Regions from separate parts of the Homo sapiens genome. Here region 2 is linked to region 1. Evidence: chromatin loops called from intact Hi-C (ENCODE). Cell type or tissue: PC-9. All regions are shown on one strand. Each heading gives the region's core, and the rest is flanking DNA. Links, peaks and the distances in the headings are about the cores only.

Region 1 (8,342 bases), core at 318-8,317:
CAAAAGAGAAATTGGAGTGTCATTATTCACACTGTAGGGAAATTTACACTAAGATTCCTCTATAAACATTCCCTCTGCATTTAAAGAAAGCTTTGGTTTACATAAAATTTTAAAACTATGCTTATTATGTGGAAAAGACCATGTAATAATGTGGAAGGTGCCTGTGAGTGAGCATTCAACTATGTGCGATGCACTGGGCTTAGTAAACCTTAGCGTTACTACCTCATTTAACCCTTATAACAGCCCTGTGAGATAGGTCCTGTTACCAACCTTTACACCTAAGGAAACTGAAGCTCAAAGAAGGCCAACTAACATGCTTGTAAGATCACTTAGCGGGACCTGGGATTCAAGTCTGGGCATTTGAGGCCCTGCTCAAATGCCCAGAGGCCCTACTCTTTAGCTCTGCACCATCCGATTCAGTGTTTGTGTTGAAAGCCATCTGTTCCTGTGGCTTGTGCATAAGAAGACCTGAGGTGTAGTTCTTGTTCGTCACTTGCTGGAAGAAATGGAAACTTCTCCAGGCCTCTCCACAGGAGTATCCGGAGAATAAAGTGGGAGTCTGAGAAATCACTTACGTAGAGTTCCAGTATAAGTTGAAAGTTCAAAAAATGTTTTTTAGTCAAAATGCTAAGAGGAGGCATGGTGGCCAGTGATAGAAAGAAACTCTTTACTATAGGATCCTAATGGAAGTTAAATTGGTTGTGTTCTGCATAATGATTTGCACCAGGAAGTTCAAAAATTGTTCTCCTACGTTTTCTGTACCTCCACTTCCAATCACAATATTTTTTTAAGCATTGTCAGTGACTTAGAAGCACAATCATGTGAAGTCAACTGTTAATGTTTATGTTACACTAGGAATGAGAGAAATAGGAATAGTTGGAAATAATGCGAAGTGGTTAGACTCATAATCACAACAGGTTTCTGCATGTCATTTTTTAGAATGATACATATCTGACATATTGCAATAAGATCTAATAATTACAACTTATCTGTTGAAGTTTTTTAAATCCCAAAGAGGGGAAAGCGCAAGATTGACAGTCTCTGTTTTACAAATGGTTTATATGTCTCTCAGACATATTATGAAGTAGAAGGAAAAATTTTTATGGCTTTTAAAGATAAAACAAATAGACTTCAAGGAAATTTCCAGCTCACAGAGAGCTGTTTTGGGCTGCAGACACCCTAGAAGTGCGTCCTCCTCTATGGTTGAGGCTACTTTGGTGGAAATTATTGAGAAGGACTGCTTTTTCTTTGTTTGTTTTATTTTGCCTTTTATGCCAAGATAGAATTCAGAAAGAATCTTGAACATATAAAACGTTATATCAGCCAGAATGCTGTACTCTAGGTATTTTTTTTAACACAACCATAAGCCTCAAGGAGAAAAAGCTATTGGGTTCCTCCTCCTCTTTCCCCATAAATACTTCCCTGGAGACTCACTGTGATTCAGTTTCAGTAATTGCCATCTTTCATTGGGAGAGAAGTAATGGCTTAAGTGGGTTGTGAACTCCCAGCGTTGACACACTTCTTGACCTGGGTCCTGTAGCCCCAAGGAAAGCCACACCTTTGTCTAAGAATCCGCCTGCTTCATTTATCATCTGTCACTGATTTTTGTGTGGGAATGAGAGACCAAAATTCTCCAGGGATACCACTTACTGTTACGTGACTATGGTTTTAATGGCACAGTCCAGGAATATCCCTTTTTTATGCTAATTTCTCTCCTTTTCAAAGAAAATGGCCTTGAAAATTCTGTAATGTTGTACAATGACCCTACTGCAATTAGCAAGCAAGGACAAATCTGCGATTTGACTGCATCAAAAACAAATTGAAAATGGACACAAATCTAATGGTGTTTGCAGCTTCAGCATTTCTGGAGATTGTTTTATCAGCATACCTCTGAGCACAGATCTGGGCCACGAGAAGTACCACTCGCCTGGCAGCCAAATATTCCATGTGGCTGTCTCCACCCACATGTACTCCCAGGGAGGGTCACTTAGGTCAATCAGGCATGTTCTTATCTGTCATAAGAAAGAATTGTGTGCTTCAGATGATGCTCCAGAAGGTTAATGAGGGTTTTTTGGAGGTTTTATGTTGTTGTTGTTGTCGATTTATGACAGACCTTTCAGGAGTTAGGTTTTTATTTGATCTCTCAGTGGTTTTTCCCACTGACAGTATGGTAGTTAAAAAAAAAATCAGAAATAATACTACTAAGGGAAAGAGGTTTCTTTGTTTCTCTAATGACATGCATACTATTTTTCAAACATGTCCCTTCTATATATAAAACAATAACTTAGTTTTATTAGTTTTAAGATCAAAACCTTATATCCATCTGAAGTGACTTGGAACAAACAGTTTTTAACCAAACCATCATTGCCTTGTAATGCCCAGAGTCTTGGGCACACAGTCCAGGAGAATAGAGAAGTACTATACATTGCTGTACAGATTGTCAGATTGCCAGAGAATCAAGAGGATTTCAGACTTGGCTTGTAGCAGACAGTTTATTCTTCCTTATAGGACAGCTTTCTTTTATTCACACATGGAAAGATAAAGGGTTTCCCTTGCAGCTGCTAATGAAATAGTAGCCCGAAACAGGGAATGTGCTGAGAGGAACTGACCTACTGTGCTCAAAGAAGGCAACTCCTACAGTTCCTGGCCCTTTATTCCCTTTGTCCAAGGAATCAGCCCATTGTCTGCTGGAGTCTCATGTCTGGTGCCAAATGCCACAGTGCTGTTCCATTTGGTATCTCTGATAGCTCTTCCCACAATATAGGGCCGCCAGTTACATTCCACAAAAGATAAAAGTTTTTCTTTTTTCCTGATTTTTCTGCCTACTTGATTAACTGCTGCACTCCAGTGTGATGGGAATTTGTGACTGCAAAGTAAGATGGAACCTGCCTTGCAGACAGGGATAGATAGAAGTGAGAGAATAGTAGGAAGTTAGGTGGCAAGTCCAAGTGCTATAAAACACGTAGCACTGCTGGTTCTGAAGCAAACATCCATGCAAAACTGTGCATCCTATTTTTAGGAAGGGGTTGGATTTCAGTCTGACTGAATTGAAGTATTTTTGCCAATCTAAGAACACTGCCTGAGCCCAAGAATATAACCACAATCAAAGTTAGAAGTCACCGCGCTCTCATGTGGGTTTCCAGTGAAATTGTCTTTGTAAACATTTAAATATAGGTGTAGATCCTTTTTAAAAGTCAGGAGACCTTTGGAGAGTACCAACAGTGAAGTATATCACGTGGGCAGGGGTGAGTGGAGAAAGATTTTCTTTCATAAGACAAGAGATTATCCTTAAAGGAGTCTGGCGGAGCACTGAGGACATTGCTTAGGACAGACTCCCAGGGTCTTTCCGTGGTTTCCCATTAATTATTTTTCCCTCTCAATGCTATCATATTTTTCCATTTTTCTTTCTTGCCTTTTAACTCTAGGAATGTAATTATTAACTTCTAGTCTATGAAAGGAATTTTCGTCTGTCAGACCTTGAGACAGGCAATAATTTGGATGTTTTGCCATAGGCAATACTACAGCCAGTATTCAACTCTTATCCCCCACCCTGAATTAAAACTCATTCTTGCTATTCTGATGTTTGTGATTATGATGAAATGATCAAAATAACTCTTCAGACCAGGCGCTGTGGCCCATGTTTGTAATCCCAGCACTTTGAGGAGGCTGAGATGGGAGGATTGCTTAAAGCCAGGAGCTTGAGACCAACCTGGGCAATGTAGTGAGACCTCATCTCTACAAAAAAAATCAAAAAATTAGCTGGACATGGTGGCACACACCTGTAATCCAGCTTCTTGGAAGGCTGAGGTGGAAGGATTGTTTGAGCCCAGGAGGAGCCGTGATCACGCCACTGCACTCCAACATGGGTGACAGAGAAAGACCCTGTCTCAAAAAAAAAAAAAAAAATCCTCTCAATGATGATATTTATATAGAGAGGGTATCTCCTACCCCTCTAGTTACAATTTTGCAGCACAGTAATAAAAATATGAAAGGGATTGATGTCTGTGTGGTAAGGGTAATTAAAGGGGCATGTGTTTACATTTTCCTTCTTTGATCTGCTTCCAGAAATAGTTACATGCCTATCATAACTGGGAGGATGAAACCAAATTAGAGTTTTACTATATTTACATGTTTTTGGTCTAGGAAATCATATATATTGCACAACAACTTAGTATGATGGTATACACTCTCATTTGTGTAAAATATGTATACTTTTTGCAACTTTTCCTTTCAACTGTTTCATAAAATCTAAAAAAAAAAATCTAAGCAAGTTCTCACTGATAATCAATTTAGACTTGCTTACCTTACAGTTTGTGGGTTTTTTTTTTTTTTTTTGAGACGGAGTCTTGTTCTATCACCCAGGCTGAAATGCAGTGGTGGGATCGTGGCTCACTGCAACCTCCACCCCCCAGGTTCAAGCAATTCTCCTGTCTCAGCCTCCCAAGTAGCTGGGATTACAGGCACCCACCACCATGCTCGGCTAATTTTTTTTGTATTTTTAGTAAAGATGGGGTTTCACCATGTTGACCAGGCTAGTCTCGAACTCCTGACCTCCTGACTCCGCTCACCTTGGCCTCCCACAGTGCTGGGATTACAGGCGTGAGCCACCGTGCCTGGCCACCTACAGTTTTCATTAGAACTCATTGGAATGCTATAGAAATTTAAGGAGAGATTACTATCATCATCACCATTTGGGGAGGGGTGTATTACTGGGTTAATATAAAAAAATGTGATTTGAAAATATTCTAACTTATTAAAAGCAACAAGTTACTAGTTACTTCACAATATTCATCCTTAGGTTTACAAAGCAAGTGTCTTCACCCCTCTTATCTGTGCAAAGAACAGAGGAATTTCAAACATATCTAAAACAAACAGAATAAGTTGGAAAAGGCAAGTACAGCAATCTGACTCACCTTAACTTTGCAAAAATGCTTATCATTCTACTTATTTAGTCTGAATTGCCTATCTGCTGTGCTTGTGAGCAAGAGTAAAGTTTATAAAAATCCATATTATTCATTACAGAAATTTTTTTCTTGTTTCTTTACACTTCTCTTCCTGACTTCTCCATAGTATTTAAAAGTGACACGATTAAAAATATTTTATGAATCTCTTAGTTGGATTTGGCTTTTAGAAACTGTTGTAAAAAGAGCATTTCAATTCAATTCAAACTGTTTGTGGGAGGCTGTCACCTGCCAGGTACTATGCAGTCTGTTGGAGATAAAGGGATGGATATAAAAGTTCCTTGCACTATGGAACACAGTCTGAAGAGAAAATAGGTATTACTTATTTTTTAATATATTCATTTTTAACAAGCACTTATATAGCTCTTACTATGTGCTGAGTACTATTCTAAGTAATTTGAAAGTATTGGTCGGGCGCGGTGGCTCACACCTGTAATCCCAGCACTTTCGGAGGCTGAGGCGGGCAGATCACGAGGTCCGGAGATCGAGACTATACTGGCTAACACAGTGAAACCCCATCTCTACTAAAAAAAAAAAAATACAAAAAATTAGCCAGGCGTGGTGGTGGGTGCCTGTAGTCCCAGCTACTCAGGAGGCTGAGACAGGAGAATGGTGTGAACCCAGGAGATGGAGCTTGTAGTGAGCCGAGATCATGCCACTGCACTCCAGCCTGGGGACAGAGCGAGACTCCATCTCAAAAAAAAAAAAAAGAAAGTATTAACTCATGTAAGTAATTACGTATGATGAGTGTTTCTAAAGAGGGAAGTGAACATCTTTTATTTAGATTTCACCATAATTTAGTGATAGGAAATGCTAGAAATTTGGCATGTGAGGGTAAGCATATAGCATTTCTTTCTTATTCTATCACATCTTCAGTATGTGAAACTTGAAACAGAGAGAAATTGGATCCTTTATACCAGAAGGGCAATGCTTAGTTGGGTCACGATCTTCTGACTCTTTAGCATGTGTATTGGTCCATTTTCATGCTGCTGATAAGGACATACCTGAGACTGGGCAATTTACAAAAGGTTTAATTGGACTTACAGTTCCACGTAGCTGGGGAAGCCTCAAATCATGGTGGAAGGCAAAAGGCACGTCTCACCTGGTGGCAGACAGGAGAAAAGAGCTTGTGCAGGGGAACTCCTTTTTTTAAAACCATCAGATCTCATGAGACTTATTCACTATCATGGGAACAGCATGGGAAAGACCTTCCTCCATGATTTAGTTACCTCCCACCGGGTCCCTCCCACAACACGTGGGAATTCAAGATGAGATTTGGGTGGGGACACCCAAACCATTATCATTTCGACCCTGGCCCCTCCCAAGTCTCATGTCCTCATATTTCAAAATCAATCATGCCTTCCCAACAGTCCCCCAAAGTCTTAACTCATTTCAGCATTAACTTAAAAGTCCACAGTCCAAATCTCATCTGAGACAAGGCAAGTCCCTTCTGCCTATGAGCCTGTAAAATCAAAAGCAAGTTAATTACTTCCTAGATACAATGTGGGTACTGGCATTGGGTAAATACAGCCATTCCAAATGGGGAGAAATTAGCCAAACAAAGGGGCTCAGGCCCCATGAAAGTCTGAAATCCAGTGGGGCAGTCAAATCTTAAAGCTCCAAAATGATCTCCTTTGACTCCATGTCTCACATGCAGGTCATGCTGATGCAAGAGGTGAGTTCCCATGCTTGGGCAGCTCCACCCCTGTGGCTTTGCAGGGTACAGCCTCCCTCCCCACTGCTTCCACAGGCTGGTGTTGAGTGTCTGTCGCTTTTTCAGGTGCAATGGATCTACCATTCTGGGGTCTGGTGGCCCCCTTCTCACAGCTACACTGGATGGTACCCCAGTAGGTACTCTGTGTGGGGGCTCTGACCCCACATTTCCCTTCTGCACTACCCAAGCAGAGGTTCTCTATGAGGGCCTCTGCAGCAAACATCTGCCTGGGCATCCAGACATTTCCATACGTCTTCTGAAATCTAGGTGGAGGTTCCCAAACCCCAATTCTTGACTTCCATGCACCTGCAGGCTCAACACCACATGGAAGCTGCCAAAGCTTGGGGCTTGCACCCTCTGAAGTCCTGGCCCGAGTTCTACGTTGTCCCCTTCCAGCCATAGCTGGAGCAGCTGGGACACAAGACACCAAGTTCCTAGGCTGCACACAGCACAGGGATGCTAGTCCTGGCCCAGGAAACCACTTTTTCCTCCTAGGCCTCTGGGTCTGTGATGGGAAGGGTTGCCTTGAAGACCTCTGACATGCCCTGGAGACATTTTCCACATTGTCTTGGGGATTAACATTCAGTTCTTCATTACTTATGTAAATTTCTGCAGCTGGCTTGAATTTCTCCTCAGAAAATGGGATTTTCTTTTCTATCGCACTGTCAGGCTGCAAATTTTCTGAACTTTTATGCTCTGCTTCCCTTATAAAACTGAATGCCTTTAACAGTACCCAAGTTACCTCGTGAATGCTTTCCTATTTAGAAATGTTTTCCACGTGATACCCTAAATCATCTCTCTCAAGTTCAAAGTTCCACAAATCTCTAAGGCAAGGGCAAAATGCCACCAGTCTCTTTGCTCAAACATAACAAGAGTCACCTTTGCTCCAGTTCCCAACCAGTTCTTCATTTCCATCTGAGACCACCTCAGCGTGGACATTATTGTCCATATCGCTATCAGCATTTTGGGCAAAACCATTCAACAAACCTCTAGGAAGTTCCAAACTTTCCCACATTTTCCTGTCTTCTTAGCCCTCCAAACTGTTCCAACCTCTGCCTGTTACCCAGTTCCAAAGTCACTTCCACATCTTCGGGTATCTTTTCAGCAGCACCCCACTCTACTGGCACCAACTTAACTGTATTAGTCCGTTTTCATGCTGCTGATAAGGACATACCTGAGACTGGGCAATTTACAAGAGAAAGGTTTAATTGGACTTACAGTCCCACATGGCTAGGAAAGCCTCAAATCATGGTAGAAGGCAAAAGACATGTCTCATATGGTGGCAGACAAAAGAAATGAGCTCGTGCAGGGGAACTCCTTTTTTAAAAAACCATCAGATCTCATGAGACTTATTCACTGTCATGAGAACAGCACGGGAAACACCTTCCCCCATGATTCAGTTACCTCCCACCAGGTCCCTCCCACAACACATGGGAATTCAAGATGAGATTTAGGTGGGGACACAGCAAAACCATATCAAGCAGTTTTGTCCCTATTGGTTCTGGTTAATATAACCCGGTTTTATTCGTATTGACTTGGAGCAGTCTTTTTCTTTTATTCTTCTTCCTTCATCATGATTGTTGTTGCCGCTGACTATTTCCATACTGTTTTTGAGAAAAGTTAATAAATAATACCTCTCTTCAAAATTTGCTTGCTAATCTCTATTT
Region 2 (8,342 bases), core at 34-8,033, 51 kb before region 1:
ACAACCTTTAAAAAAATTTTTAACTTTTAAATTTGAGATAATTTTAGATTCACATGCAGTTGTGAGAAATTATGTAGAGAGATCTAGTGTACACTCTTTACCCAATTTTTCCTACTGATACCATCAACAAACAATTGTGCAATATCACTACCAGGATATTGATGTTGATACAGTTAAGACACAACCATTTCCATCACCACTAGCATCCCTTTTGTTGCCCTCTTACAGCCACACCACTTCACCACTGCTGCCCCCTACCCCTTACCACCTGGCAACCACAAATGTACTCTCCATTTCTACAACTCTGTCATTTCAAAAGTGTTATATAAACAGAATCATATAGCACATGATGTTTCGTTATTGGCTTTTTTCACTCAGCACAATATGGAATGAATTGGCAATTTACTCAAGCTGATGTATGTATCAATAGCTTCTTGCTTTTTTTGCTGAGCAGTATTCCATGATATGCATGTGGCACTGTTTAACCACTCATTCATTCATTGAAAGACATCTGAATTGTTTCCAGAATTTGGATATTATGAATAAAGCTGCTATAAACATTTGCGTACAGGTTTTTATGTGAATATAAGTATTCCTTTCTCTGTGATAAACACTTATGAGTGTGATTGCCGGTTTGTATAGAGTTGCATGTTTAGTATTTTAAGAAACTGCCAAATTATTTTCCAGAGTGGCTGTACCATTTTATAATCCCACCAGGAATGAATGAGCATCAGTTTCTCTGTCTTCACCAGTATTAGGTGTTGTCACCATTTTATTTTAGTCATTATGATAAGTATTACTGATAACATATAGTCTTAACTTGCACTTCCCTAAGCTATAATGATGTTCGGCATCTTTACATGTTCTTGTTTACCATCCATATATCCTCTTATGTCATATGTTTCTTCGTGTCTTCTTCCCATTTTCTAATGGGATTGCTCGGTTTTTTTACTGTTGAATATTGAGAGTTCATTATATGCTCAGGTACGAGTCCTTTGTCAGATATGTGGTTGGAAAATATGTTTTCCATGCTGTAACATGTTTTTTTATCCTCTTAGGCTTTTTTTTTTTTTTTTGCAGAGCAAATTTTTAAAATTTTTACATAGTTCCATTTATCAACTTTTCCTTTTATGGATTGTGCATTTTAAGTAACAAGTCTAGGAATTTCTACCTAGCCCTAGACACTGAAGATTTTCTCCCATGTTTTTTTCTAAAATTTCATAGTTTTAACACTGAAGATATAATCCATTTTGAGTTAATTTTTGGATAAATTGTGTTTGTTAAGGTTCTTGTTTGTTTTTGTTTTTGTTTTGCTCACAATACGTACACCAACATAGACCATATCCTGGGCCATAAAACAAACTTCAATCACTTTAAATAATTGAAGTCATACAGAATGTGTTTTCTGACCACCATGAAATCAAACTAAAAATCAATAGCAGAAATATCTCAAGAACTTAGAAAAAGAGGAGCAAACTAAAACTAAAGCAAATAGAAAGAAGAAAAGAATAAAGATAAGAACAGAAGTCAATGAAATTAAAAACAGAAGGCCAGGCGTGGTGGCTCATGCCTGTAATCCCAGCACTTTGGGAGGCCGAGGCAGGTGGATCATCTAAGGTCAGGAGTTCAAGACCAGCCTGGCCAACATGGCGAAACCTCGTCTCTACTAAAAGTACAAAAATTAGCTGGGTGTGGTGGTGGGCGCCTGTAATCCCAGTTACTCAGGAGACTGAGGCAGGAGAATCCCTTGAACCGAGGAGGTAGAGGTTGCAGTGAGCCGAGATCACACCACTGCACTCCAGCCCGGGTGACAAATGTGAGACTCCATCTCAAAAAAAGGAAAAAAAAAATTAAAGACAGAAAAACAATGGAAAAAATAGGTAAAATAGATTTGGATCTTTGAGAAAATCAACAAAATTGACAAACCTTCAGCAAGACTGACAGAAAGAATAGAGAGAATATATAGATTACCAACATCAATATATAAAACAAGGGATATCATTACAGATTTTGCAGACCTCAACAGGAAAATGATGAAATACATTACTATAAACAACTCTACACACATAAATTTGACAACTTAGATGTAGTGAACCACTTCCTTGGAAAACAAGAATTACTACAATTTACCCAATGTGAAAAAGATAAGTTAAATAGCCCTTTAGCTATTAAGAAAATTGAATTTATAATTTTAAAGCTTTCAAAAAGAAGTCAGTAGGCCCAGAAGATTTCACTGGAGAATGCTACCAAATATTTAAAGAAGAAGTAACATCAATTATACACAACCTTTGGAGAAAAGGAGGGAACGCTTTCCAATTCATTTTATAAAGCTAATTTTTCTCTCATACCAAAACAGACAATATAAAACAAAACAGAAGAAACAACTTTCAGGCCAATATTTCTCATGACTATATACACAAAAATCCTTAACAAAATATTAGCAAATAGAATTCAGCAATATATAAAAAATGTACACCATAACTATGTTTATTCCAGGGATGCAAGGCTGGTTCAATATTTGAAAATTAATCAGTATAGTTCACCATATCAACAGACTTAAGAAAAACAAAATTTACATGGTCATATTATTTGATGCAGGACACACATTTGACAAAATTCAGCAGCCACTAATGAAAAAAACTTTCAGAAAAATAGATATAAAAGGGAACATAAAAGGGAACATTCTCAACTTGATAAAAAAAATCCACAAAAAAATCTATAGCTAACATTATACCTAATGGTGAAAGCATGATGCTTTTTTCCTAAGATTGGGTACGAGATAAGGATGTGTTCTCCTCTTACTGTTCTTATTCAACAGAGTGCTGGAAGTTCCAGTCAGTTCAGTAATGCAAAAACAAAAACAAAGCAGGCAAGGAAAAAAATAACCAAAACAAGCAAAAGAAAAGAAAAGAAAAGCATATGTAAAGGAAGAAATAAAAAAATAAGACTGTCTCTATTTGTAGATGACATAGTTGATTATGTAGAAAATTCCAATGAACCGACCAAAAATTTCCTAGGCAGCATAAGTGAGCACTTGAAAACAAATATGTGTTCTGCTGTTAGTTGGTGAAGTGTTCTATAAATGTTAAATAGATGCTGTTCATTGATGGTGTTGAGTTCTTGTATGTAATTTCTGACTTTTTGTACAGTTGTTCTATCAATTGCTGAAAGAGGGGTGTTGAAATCTCTAATTATAATTATGTATTTGTCTATTTCTTCTTTCAGTTCTATCAGTTTTTGCCTCACATATCTTATGGCTCTGTTGTTGATATCCACATATTTTGTATTGCTACATCTTCCTGTTGGACTGAACTTTTTATCATTTATATATGTATAATGTCTTTATCCCTGATAATTTTCTTTGCTCTAAAGTCACTTTATTAGATAATATGGCCACTCTTGCTTCTCATTGATTAATGTTTGCATGATATACTTTTTCCATCCTTTTGTCTTCAACCTGCCCATATCATCATATTTGAGGGGAGTTTCTCGTAAACAGCATGTACTTGGGTCATGGGGTGACTTAAGTTTGCCATTATATTTTTTCTTTTCTATTTGTTCTTTCTGTTTTACATTTCTCTATTTTCTTTTCCCTGACTTTCCATGCATTACTTAAACATTTTCTAGAATTTCATTTGGATTTATCTATAATGTTTTTGAGTGTATCTCTCTATACCTTTTATTCAAGATATGGAGAGAGAGAGATCTTAATCATAATCTACTGATGCCGTTATTTTTCCTGTTCAAGTGAAGTATAAAAATGTTACCTCCTTTTACATCCTTTTACTTATTTCTTTTGTAATAAGATAGTCTTATACAGTATATTTCTTCCACATACATTTTTAAACACATCAGGATCTGTCTGAAATAATAATAATATGATAATACTATATTTTTGCTGTACCTGTTTAATGTTCAGATATGTTTAGATACACAAATACTTACCATTGTGTTACAATTGCTTACAGTATTCAGTGCAGTAACATTTTGTACAGGTTTAGCCCAGGAGCGTGTACCATGTAGCCTAGGTGTGTAGTAGGCTATACCATCTAGGTTTGTGTAAGTACACTCTATAATTTTATTAGTTCATTTTCACACTGCTGTAAAGAACTACCTAAGACTGGATAATTTATGAAGGAAAGAGGTTTAATTGACTTACAGTTCCACATGACTGGGGAGACTTCAGGAAACTTTCTATCGTGGCAGAAGGCAAAGGGGAAGCAGGCACTTTCTTCACAGGGTGTCAGGAGTAAGAGAGAGCATGGGTGGGGAACTGCCAAACACTGTTAAACCATCAGATCTGAGAACGAACTCACTATCATGAAAACAGCATAGAGGAAAACACCCCTATGTGTCAATCACCTCCCACCAGGTCCCTCCCTTGACATGTGGGGATTACAATTTAAGATGAGATTTGGGTGGGGACACAGAGCCAAACCATATCAAAAATGCTCAAACAATGACGAAGTCACCTAACAATGCATTTCCCCATCATTAAGTGACACATGGCTGAATTATGTTATGAGACCCAGGAATTTATTTATACTTTCTCTTTTAGCTGGCTTTCTCTCTGATGCATCTCCAGCAGAAGAGTGATGTACGGCCTCATGGAGCTCTCAGGTGGAGGTAGAAGTCCAGGTTCCCCACATGGCCTCCTTGACATTTGAGGTGGGGGGACATTTGTGGAGTCAGTGGAGACAATGTGGAGGGGATGTTGGGATGCTTTGTTACAGCCTCAAGAGGGTGAAAGTCTAGGTGCCCCACTTTGCTGGTGTGAGTGACAGTAGGGCCACATTTGACTGTGGTGTTTGAATGGATTAGAGCAGTTACTATCTAAAAGTTTTCCCTCATGCTCTGCTGACCCTTTTCTGATCCTTTGACTAGAGAGGACTGGCTTTTGTTGGTTTTTATTTTATCATTTTTGTTTTGTCTGTGCCTGCTGGTGTTTGCCGGTTGCAGGCTTATTCAGTTCTAAGTCTGGTGTATGTAAAGCAAAAAGGAAACCCAGGTGACTCACCACTGTGTCACTTCTCAGATCCCAATATCTCTAGGCAGTCTGCCTTCTCTCTTCCTTCTAAAGTCTTATGTTTGTACTATATATAATATTCTGCATTTTTAGTTATACTTAGAGGAAGGAATAAGGAAAAGTGTGGCTACTCCATCTTCCCAGAAGCTGAAGTCTAATAGCTTCTTTTTATATAACACATTTTTAGAACACAGCACATTGTACATTTCTAGAGCAGATTTCCCACAGAGCGAATTAAGAGGGTTATGGGATTTCTGTGATATGTGAACATACAGAAGAACAAGGGAGAAATAGGCTTTGCCATCATGAAAGACAGGAAGGCAGAAAGGAAACAGTTGTCTCTAAAATAATAATCTAGTCACTCTTGTGCACTAGCAGAAGAGAGCCAGTGACCTAGTATAGTGTGCAGAAGTACCTGGCTGAGACTCCAACAAAAGCTTCAATTCCTCAGCCTGTCATTCCCAGTGTTGTGCTTTTATTCTGTGAGCATTGACGCTTTCTTTTAATACCTCAGTCAGACATGCATGAGAAGCATAACAGGGGCCTTGCTATCCCACATGATCAGATTTTTTTACCCCCAAACCAAACTGTTTAGTTTGCTTGGCTCTGGAAACCCCCAACCCTAATTCTACTTGTGGCCTAGTCGTGACAATTTTCTTGGTCTCAACAATTCCCAACATTGTGCCATTTTGTCTTTGGCAGTTCCCTGTTACGTTCTAATTGGAGATCAGGCAGATTAGCCTCCTTCCAAGGAAAAGCAAGACGCTCTTAGTCTCCCAGGGAAGGTCTTGTGACTCCAGAAAACCTAAGCTTATGCTCTGAATCCCAGTTACACTCAATAACTAGAGAAGAAAACTTAAGAATATAGGTACAAAGATGTCATGGGTCCCAGGCCCCAAATCTGATGAATAGTACTTAATTCCAAGTCCCATTGTTAATAAGGAAGAATATCAAATGTGTCCCAGCACTCAGGGGAAGTCTTTGGAATAAAGCCAACTGGGTTCACCTTCAAGGAGGGACAGAAAACCTTGGCTGAGGAAATGAGACAGGATTGATATTCTTAGTTTTCAATAGCTCCTCTTAAAAAATAAATCTTCAGTAAGATGTGATCAGTTACCATCTGAAAAAGATCTCTGAGCTGCAACAAGAGAGCAAAGCTTTGTAAAAATGGATCATAGAATAAGCATGGAGGACCCTTTAAAACTGCAAAGAGGAAGAGTGTGGAAAGGAGGTGGAGGAGAAACTGTTTAGCTCATATTTTAACCACAGTCTGCCAAATTTGTCTCCTTAAAGATCTCATTTGGTAAGTTTGAGAAGGCAGTAAAGAGCAGGGTGCCAAGACAGGGAGGAAGTGGTGGCACACACTTGTGGTCCTAGCTACTCAGGAGGCTGAGGTGGGAGGATTACTTGAGCCCAGATTGAGGCTGCAGTGAGCCACGATTGCACCACTGCACTCCAGCCTAGTTGAGAGAGAGCAAGAGCCTGTCTCAAAAAATAAAGAAAGAAATAAAGACAGGGGCAAGGAGAGGGGAAAAGGAAAGTGCCTGGGATCAGACTGCTTGGCTTCCAACAGGAGTTCTGCTAACCAAGTGTCAGGGCTTCTGGATTCTTTATAACCTGCCTCTCAATCTCCTAATTCTATGTTCTCTATCCAAATAGAAGTTCTATTAACTAAGGGAATAGTTGTCTGAATAAAGACTTTGGAATTAAACCTCATAAAGGATTCCCTATTTACTTAGAAATCTCTGCTAAGAAAGATTATTCAACTTCTTGATCTCAAGATTTTTATCTCTCTTGTTTTTCTCTGAATATTGATCATTTTCGTTTGGTCTGGAGTCATGAAAATGTTTAAATCACATGACACAACATTAAGATTTTCAGAGAAAATGGAAAAAAAAGATCTCTTTAAAAGGCAAAGCCTCTATGCTCTCAAACTTGCTGAAAATTCAATCCTTCATGTATTTAACTAAATAAGGAACTTTTCTCAGGATACAAATTGTAAATGTAGGAGATAAAAGACTATAGAAAAGTGTATGATAGGTTTTTTTAATTAGTAAAATTTACTTTTAGAGCAATTTTAGATTCACAGCAAAACTGAGTGGAAAGTACAGAATTTCTGTACACTCCCTTTCCCCACACACTAACAACCCCCGCATTAGCAACATCCGCCACCAGAGTGACTTTTGAATGGATACTCTCATTGTCCCATGCTTCATACCTTTCCTCTCTGTGGGCACTGCAAAGTGTTCATGGGTGTCCTATTCTTGCCCCATCCATGTCAGATACCTGTATTTGAGAACTCTCAGATCTCAGGTCTGAACATCTGAGAGTCACAGTGGGAGGCCAGGGGATGGGAACCACATTTTTATTGTTTCTATTACTTTTTAAGCTTCCAGTAATACTTTCCAGACATCCCAAGAGATTGCCTCCACTTCCTTGGAGTCTCACAGCATCCTGACAGCCACGCAGGAGGTGTTCCGGGTCATCCATGCCTCCTTCTTGTAGAGATGAGTGAACTGAGGCTGAAAGATGGGGAGGGGTTTGCACCAGGTCATGGAGTTGTGGAACCAGGGCTAGAACCCAGTTTTCTTTGACTGCCTGTCCAGCACCTTCTCACTGTGTCATATATCACATAAGCATAGCAGTTGAGGGCAGGAACAGGGCTGTGCTAAGGGCTCTTCAGTTCTCCTACTCCCTCCTCTCAGCCTCCCCTGCTCTGACCATATTGGTTTTAATTTCTCAGAGGTTTTAATCTCTCAGTTCAGCCTAAAGGCTGAAGGTCAGTATCAGGTTCAGTATTGGAAGACCCTCCAGCCCTCTACCCAACCAATGGTAACCTCTGCCTCCTGCTGTCCGATCTCTGTTAACTACTTGCTCCCCAGGGTCCCTCTCCAGCTCTTTCTACTTTGGTTCCTGGCTCAGATGGAGGGGCCCAGAACAAAAAGGGTGAGGCACTGCAGCCTATTAGCTGAGCCTCCTGAGACTCAGCTTCTGGGTCTGATCCCAACACTCAGGTCAATAGTTTGTGGCTATTATGAGTGAAGTGGAGAGTTCTCCATCTTTATCTTGTGGGCTCTGAATGATGGTTGTACTGTTATAGATGTGCATGACTCCAGAATTTTCCCAGAGTACAAGGACCCTAGCTCTGCCTGACACATGGATGTTGAGCCTCCACATTCCCCTCCTCTCCACATTACCCAGGTGAATGCCTCAAGGCACAGTGGAATCCCAGCCTCTGAGCAAGAAATAGAAACTCTGAAGACAGTAAAGCCTGGAACTCTTCTCCGGCTTGCTTTATCAAGCACTGCACATTTGT

The links. Peaks named below come from ENCODE experiments on the same cell type or tissue, not always from the same donor. Only the 100,000 strongest peaks of a DNase experiment are listed, where the experiment ranks them.
Region 2: it touches region 1 in a loop (6-fold over the local background); 2 of 110 quality-filtered maps call a loop at or near these places.

What each region holds. Positions count from the first base shown.
Region 1 is chr6:117,510,703-117,519,044 of GRCh38, forward strand. All of the region lies in intron 2 of DCBLD1 (discoidin, CUB and LCCL domain containing 1), which reads left to right. Among named protein-coding and RNA genes, the nearest start is that of DCBLD1, 32 kb to the left of the region's middle. In PC-9, for the core only: no CTCF peak of the experiment used is centred there; a DNase peak (open chromatin) is centred at 4,869.
Region 2 is chr6:117,459,498-117,467,839 of GRCh38, forward strand. No RefSeq gene overlaps it. Among named protein-coding and RNA genes, the nearest start is that of DCBLD1, 19 kb to the right of the region's middle. In PC-9, for the core only: no CTCF peak of the experiment used is centred there; DNase peaks (open chromatin) are centred at 119, 4,494 and 5,004.